Linked DNA regions of Homo sapiens: all the other regions are linked to region 1. A link is an interaction called in ENCODE POLR2A ChIA-PET data of the cell type or tissue named here. Cell type or tissue: Caco-2. All regions are shown on one strand. Region 1 holds the start of LINC01275 (long intergenic non-protein coding RNA 1275). Region 2 has its middle 87 kb from the start of LINC01271. Region 3 overlaps LOC107985386 (a long non-coding RNA gene).

Region 1 (2,500 bases):
GCGGAGGTTGCAGTGAACTGAGATAGCGCCACCGCACTCCAGCCTGGGTGACAAAGCAAAACTCCATCTCCAAAATAATAATAATAATAATAAGTGTTGGTGATGATGTAGAGAAATTGGAACCCTTGTGCACTGTTGGAATATAAAATGGAACAGCCAGGCCGGACGTGGAGGCTCACGCCTATAATCCTAGCACTTTGGGAGGCTGAGGCAGGTGGATCACTTGAGGTCAAGAGTTCAAGATCAGCCTGGCCAACATGGTGAAACCTTGTCTCTACTAGAATACAAAAATTAGCTGGGCATGGTGGCGCACACCTGTAATCCCAGCTACTTGGGTACCTGAGGCAGGAGAATGGCTTGAACCTGGGAGGCGGAGGTTGCAATAAGCCAAGATCACGCCACTGCACTCCAGCCTGGACAACAAGAGCAAAACTCCGTCTCAAAAAAATAAACAAATAAACAATAAATAAATAAATAAAATTTAAAAATGGAACAGCCAACCTGGAAAACAGTATGGCAGTTCTTCAACAAATTAAACACAGAAATTACCATATGATGCAGCAGTTCCACTTCTGGGTATATACCCAAAAGAATTGAAAGCAAGATCTTGAAGAAATATTTGTACACCCATATTCCATTAGCAACAGTGTTTACGATAGCTAAAAAGTGGAAACAACCTAAGTGTCCATCATCATCGATCACATGAACAAACAAGCAAAATGTGGTCCTTCAGCCTTAAAAAGGAATGAAGTTCTGACTCAAGCTATAATGTGAATGAAAGAGAGAGAGAAAAAAAAAGAGAAGAGAAGAGAAAAGAAGAAAAGGCAGCCGCTTTTCAAATGAGCTGACCCTGAGCCAGGCTTCTAGGAGCCAGAGGTGACTCAGCAGAGGCCCCACCCTCGATTCGCATGGGGAGACATTCCGGGGCAGCCTCCCGCTGACGTGTCTCAGCACATAATCACAAAGAGCCAAGCACGCATGAGTCAGAAGCAGTTATATCCCTAAGTCATAAAGCAGCAGCTGGGCCCAAGATTCCTGGCATCCTTCCAATCTCACCTCCCCCGCCCTATTTACCCAGGAGCAAAAGAAGCGGAGGGAAGCAACACAGCGCAGCGTGACTACGTGCTTGATCTGTCTCCTCCTAACGGGCATGCAGGTTGGTTCCAGTTTCCAGCGATCCTAAACACACTTGGCTGGACCTCCCTGTGCCTACAGAGGTGGGATTTTGTGACATAGGTGGGGGGAAATGGAATTGCTGGGGTGAATTGTAGATCCACGGGAGCTCCATTGCAACAGAAAAAGGCATGCCTCTTCAGTTTACTTACAGGTCAGGATTTCTAACCTTGGCCCCATTGACATCCTGGACTGGGTCATTCTTTGTTGTCAGGCAGCGGGGGAACCGTCCTCTGTAGGATGTTTAGCAGCATCCGTGGCTTCTACCCAATAGATGCCAGTAAATCACCACCTCCAGTTGTGACAACCAAAAATTTCTCCAGACATTGCCAAATGTCCCCTGGGAGTCAAAATCACCCCCAACTGAGAACCATTGCTGTAACTGTACAGAGCCTATGAGGATGAGGAGGATTTCTTTTTCTTTTCTTTTTTTTTTTAGACAGAGTCTCGCTGTGTCGCGCAAGCTGGAGTGCAGTGGCGCAGTCTCAGCTCTCTGCAACCTCTGCCTCCTGTGCTCAAGTGATTCTCCTGCCTCAGCCTCCCGAGTAGCCAGGATTATAGGCATGCGCCACCGCGCCCAGCCAATTTTTGTATTTTTAGTAAAGACGGGGTTTCACCATGTTGCCCAGGCTAGTCTTGAACTCCTGACCTCAGGTGATCCACCTGCCTCGGCCTCCCAAAGTGCTGGGATTACAGGCATGAGCCACCGCGCCTGGCCTACGAGGAGGATTTCTAAGCACAGATTCTTTAAACAGGTTTTATGTGTTATTGACTTTCTTCTCTTTGGGCAGAAGGACATTTTACCTCCCTAGAAGGGGTGCAATGACATTGATAGTCACTAGTTTAAGAATAAGAGATGTCCCTTGCAAGCAGACTCAGAGAAAAAAAAAAGGGTCTCAGTTCCTAATTGGGATAAATAACGAGATTTGAATCTGAACGATAGAAATTAAATTATAGGCCAGGCGCAGTGACTCACACCTGTAATCCCACTGCTTTGGGAGGCCGAGGCAGACAGATGACGAGGTCAGGAGATCGAGACCATCCTGGCCAACATGGTGAACCCCATCTCTACTAAAAAAAAAAAATACAAAAATTAACTGGGTGTGGTGGCGTGTGCCTGTAGTCCCAGCTACTCGGGAGGCTGAGGCAGGAGAATTGCTTTAACCTGGGAGGCGGAGGTAGCGGTGAGCCAAGATCACGCCATTGCACTCCAGCCTGGGCAACAAGAGCGAAACTCCATCTCAAAAAAAAAAAAAAAAAAAGAAAAGAAAGAAAAGAAGTTAAATTATAGCATTGCACCAATGTGACATTTTCTGATTTTAAAAAC
Region 2 (2,500 bases), 240 kb before region 1:
GTGATTGCAACTTTATAATAAAATTTCAAAATGGAGAAAGCTACTCAGACGAGCAAACTGTGAGAAAATTGCCCTCTGTGGGTGGTCCCATTAAAAAAATTCATATTCTTCTATTTTACGAATTTTCAATATTTGAACAAAGTTAACTTCCCGAAAAAGCATCCCTGTGCAGATTACATAATCCACTTGAGCTACAATTTGTGTTGTGCAAGTTCTGTCCTCAAACGTGCCAAGGCAGCCAGATGGGAAAAGAAGAAATGAAATTATCTCTAGTCATAGAACACATGATTGTGAATGGAGCAAAGTCTAAGGAATCCACAAAAAGCAAATAGGAAAAGTGTGACCTGGGACTTAGTGCAGGATAAAGTCACAGCTTTGCTGAAATATGAGTTCCATCTCCTTGGGCATGTCACAAACTTCTCCACTTGGATGGGGTGATTTTTTTTTTTTCCTCCAGGGGACATTCAGCAATGCTGGGGACATTCAGCGATTTTGGAGACATATTCTGTCATCACAACTTGGAGTAGTGACATGCTGCTGGCATCTAGATGGTAGAAGCCAGGGATTCTGCTAAACATCCCACAACGCCCAGGACAGCCCCCACAACAGGGAATTATGTGACCCCAAACGTCCACCTTGCTGAAGTGGAGAGCCCTGCCCTAAACATGTCTATTGGGCCTGCTTCCTGGCTTTTGCTATCACAAGCCACACTGTCGTGGTCTGTAGGGCACACAACTCTGTGGACGTGTGCGAGTATTTCTGCAAGATGTTTTTCTGGGGGATGGAATTACTATAGCATTCCCGTTCACTCTTAGATGCGATAGCCTCTCGAATGCTGCTGAGATGCCCTTTCCAGCTTGTCCCAGGCACTGCACTAGGAGGTTGGGAATGCATCTGTCTGCACCCAGGGGAGCTGTGAGAAGTGCTTACTGTGTTCTGCTTAACACGTTGTGTGGATTAATTCATTAGGTCCTCCTGAAATCCCCTGAGGTAGGCGCTGCCATCACGCCTGTGTCAGAGATAAGGAACCAGGCTGCGAGGCAGCACAGGGGCTGGATCAGCTGGTCCCAAAGCCAGCAGACTCCCCCAAACCTCAATGCTCTGGCCCAGGAGTTCTCAACCTGGCTGTGCATCAGAATCACCTGGGGAATCCTAAAAATCTTGATTCAGAGGTGACCCCGCTGGCCCAGTAAGGTCAGGCATGGTTCTGGAATCAAATAGATCTTGAATTCAATTTTGGCTCCTCCACCTCTTGGCTGTGTGACCTGGGGTCAGTGACTTTACCTCTCTGAGCCTCAGGGTTGACATATGAAAAAAGTATAGCATTAGTCCCTACCGCAGAGGGTGGTCATGAGGATTCAGTGAAATGCCCTACATCACAGGCTAAACGTGGCGCCTGGTATACTTAATGAGTAAGTGATCATTAAGGGTTGATTCTTATTTTTATTTTTGGAGCAGGGCTCAAGCACCTCTGTATGTGTATGTAGGTGTGTGTGTTTGTGTGTGCGTGTGCTTGTGTCTGTGTGTGTGTGTGAGTGTGTGTGTGGTTAAGCCTCTTAACTGATTCTGTTGGGCCCAGCTATTCATGCACCTATCCATTCATGCATTCATTTCTTTATGTGCTAATCCATTCATACATGCATTTATTCAACACATTTACTTAACAAAGACCATGTGCCTGTCTAGGCTTTAGAACCCGAGGATGAAAAAGCAATCAAGACATACAGAAACGTAGACCGGGCGCGGTGGCTCACGCCTGTAATCTCAGCACTTCGGGAGGCCGAGGGGGGGCAGATTAACAGGTCAGGAGTTCGAGACCAGCCTGGCCAACATGGTGAAACCCCATCTCTACTAAAAATACAAAAATTAGCCAGGTGTAGTGGCACGTGCCTGTGGTCCCAGGTACTTGGGAGGCTGAGGCTGGAGAATCACTTGAACCCTGGAGGCGGAGATTGCAGTGAGCAGAGACCGTGCCATTGCACTCCAGCCTGAGTGACAGAGTGAGACTCCATCTCAAAAAAAAAAAATGCACAGAAACTCTCCTCTCATGGAGCGGACAGGAGTATCAGGTGGGGAGTTAGACTAGGAAAAATAAATGAATACACACGTTCTTTTGTTGTTGTTGTTTTGAGACAGGGTCTCACTCTGTCACCCAGGCTGGGGTACAGCGGCACGATCTCGGCTCACTGCAACCTCCACCTCCTGGGTTCAAGCAATTCTCCTGCCTCAGCCTCCTGAGTAGCTGGGATTACAGGTATGTGCCACCATGCCTGGCTAATTTTTGTAATTTGAGTAGTGATGGGGTTTCACCACGTTGCCCAGGCTGGTCTCAAACTCCCGGCCTCAAGCGATCTGCCCCGGCCTCCCAAAGTGCTGGGATTCCACGTGCGAGCCACCGTGCCCCGCTGAATAAACATGTTCTATAAAGCCATGTGGTATAAACTATTGGCAACATAAATCAGTAGGCTAGTGGGACCACATGGAATGGGGGTCCTCTTCC
Region 3 (2,500 bases), 79 kb before region 1:
GGCCAGTTCCATCTCCAACTACATCCAAAACCGGTCAGTGGGCACAGGCCAGGGTATATGCCCCCCTAATTGCTCCCTGGCTCCATTAGTACCATGTGTGGCTCCTCCTGCAGCACCCAGCACACCCAGCCAGACCCAGAAAGGCTGATGCTGCCCCAGGTGCCCACCCTGGCTGGAGGGAGAGGGCAGCTCAGGCCGATGAGTCCTGGAGTAGTGGGGAACAACTAAGGGCCTCTGAGCAGGGGCAGGACCCGAGCTGGGAAGGTTGAAAGGTCAAGATCTAGCATTCGGGACCTCGCCATCTACCCTTTGACCCTTGTGGGATAGTAGAATGGCCAAGAGCCCAAGTCGCCTGGGTTCAAACCCAGGCTTCGATATTTGTAGCTGTGTTGCTGTGAGCAAGTTACTGGGCTTTTCTAACCTATCTAACCTCAACTAACCTATCTGTAAAATGGGACTAGTAATAGCCTACAACTGTCAAGAGTTGAAATGCAGCAATGACTTGTAAAGTACGTAGTACAGTGCCTGGCACTTAGTAGGTGTTCAGTAAGTGGATGCTGGTAGGAGTTTCTGCATCTACCAGGCAGTTTCGCTTATCATGCAGTTTCCTCTGTCTGGCAAGCCCATCTCCATACTTCTCCTCGTAGGAACTCCTATGCATCCCTTAAGGCCCTGCCCAAATAGTCCCACCTCTGAGGAGCCATCACTAACCCCTTACTTAAACAAACACAGGAAGCCCTTTCTTCTGGGCTCCCTGCCACCACATACTCCTCCCACAGCCTGGCCACACTGTCGGCAGATGAGCTGATGCCCGTGGGGCTCACCAGTGGATTACCAGTGCCTGCCTGGCGTGGAGAGCTGTGAATGAAAAGCTGCCCTCGCCTTAGTCAACTAAAAACAGAACACAAAAATCCCCACGGATGTGGAAAGAGCTTATAGTCTCCAGCCAAATTTTGAAAATGTTCTCAGGCCACCACCAGAGCAAAGGACAGTGCAGATCCCAATATGTAGAATTCAGGGTTGAAAATTCCTTTAATCAAATCAGTTATAGATTTTAAAAGGGAAGGGGCCAGAATACCATGTGGCTAGGTAAGAAGAATGAGGCAGCTCTGTGTGCTGATCTAGAACAGTCTCCAGGATAAGTTGTCAAATAATTAAAAAAAAAAAAAAATGAGGAGCAGAACACTGTAAGAAACATATTGGCTACCATTTGTGTGGAAGGGTGGGAGGGAGGCAAGGACAACATAGATATTTGTTTGTATGTACATAAATTAACTCTGGCCAAAATAGCAGGTTAACAGTGGCTGCCTCTAAGGAGGGGGAGTCAGAGGCTGGGGAAAGGAGAGAGTGAGGAATTGCCTTTCATTCCATACCCCTTTCTACTTTTGGATTTTGTAGCATTTGCTCACCATAGCTATTCAAAAATTAGCACATAAGCACATGTTTAGGGCATTGGAATTCACATACTCCAGCAGCAGGCCCTACCTGATTCAGGAACACTTCTCAGCACCCCTGACAGGCTATCCTGCTTTGAATGCTCCCAGTGACGGGGAGCTCAGTACTTTACCTGCCAGCTAATCCATCCAAAGGGTAGCTTGGAAGGATGGATTTGGGCTCAGTGACAGGAAGCAGGAATGTGCTTCTGGAGCCACACACAGGTGCCTCTTTCTTGCCCCTGACGTTGGGCAGAGATGTGACTGCCTGCCTAAGAACCTGCTCAGAGGGCCTGCCTGTCCCTGGGCCCAGGTGGGAGGTAGGCAGGAAGGTAGGGTGTGCTCTGCTGTGACTCAGGCCCCACGGGTGCCCGGAGCACAACCAGCTTCCCAGGACACAGCGCTGTGACTCAGGGCCACACAGCAGGGCCAACCCAGGTGGCAGCTGGCGGGCCACCAGCACACCCGCACCCTTCCCAGCCTCAATCCCCAGCAGGGCCTCTGTTGCCAGCATAAACCACCTCGCTCACCGCTGTCCCCATCCACAGAGGATGGAATGAGGAAATGAAGACCCTGGCACCAGACAGCCTGGGTTCAAATCCTGCCTCTGCCATTTGCTGGCTGAATGGTCCAGTGAGCCTGAGCCTCAGTTTCTCCATCCATACAAAGGGTGAGCCATGCTGCCTCGCCTTCCTCATAGGGTTGCCACGAAGATGCTGAGTTCATCCGAGAAAGGGTCCTGGATCAGCCCGGGCAGAGTCTTATGCAAATGTAAGCCATTATTATTGTGGGTGCCCAGCCAGATGTGGTGGTCACTGACATCGGAGCCTCGAAGGAAGCTTGGGTGCCTCCGCTCACCCCGCTGGCCTGGTCAGCAGGCCCAGGAGGAGCAGGCCTCCTGGGGCACCTGGCCTTGGGAAGGTTCAGGGACTCTAGGTCCCCCTGCCAGGTTATGAGCTCCATGACAACAGAAATTTTTCCCTCTCTCATTAGTGGGGCCCAGTGCCTGGTCCTGGTGCCTGGGATAACGGCTGGCACACAGGCAGAGTGAGCCTCACAGACCTGCA

The links. ChIA-PET counts read pairs that join two places held together with the same protein. Peaks named below come from ENCODE experiments on the same cell type or tissue, not always from the same donor. Only the 100,000 strongest peaks of a DNase experiment are listed, where the experiment ranks them.
Region 2: POLR2A ChIA-PET joins it to region 1 with 7 read pairs; 4 of 35 experiments call an interaction of 5 or more read pairs at or near these places.
Region 3: POLR2A ChIA-PET joins it to region 1 with 5 read pairs; 2 of 35 experiments call an interaction of 5 or more read pairs at or near these places.

What each region holds. Positions count from the first base shown.
Region 1 is chr20:50,164,686-50,167,185 of GRCh38, reverse strand. LINC01275 (long intergenic non-protein coding RNA 1275) reads left to right here and starts at 986. Exons shown (of 2, transcript NR_183899.1): 1 at 986-1,156. RefSeq lists an enhancer at 445-1,644. In Caco-2, no CTCF peak of the experiment used is centred here; a DNase peak (open chromatin) is centred at 965; H3K4me3 peaks cover 1,099 bases.
Region 2 is chr20:50,407,465-50,409,964 of GRCh38, reverse strand. No RefSeq gene overlaps it. Among named protein-coding and RNA genes, the nearest start is that of LINC01271, 87 kb to the right of the region's middle. In Caco-2, no CTCF peak of the experiment used is centred here; no DNase peak of the experiment used is centred here.
Region 3 is chr20:50,243,938-50,246,437 of GRCh38, reverse strand. The region is part of intron 1 of LOC107985386 (a long non-coding RNA gene); the gene reads left to right. Among named protein-coding and RNA genes, the nearest start is that of PELATON, 22 kb to the left of the region's middle. In Caco-2, no CTCF peak of the experiment used is centred here; no DNase peak of the experiment used is centred here.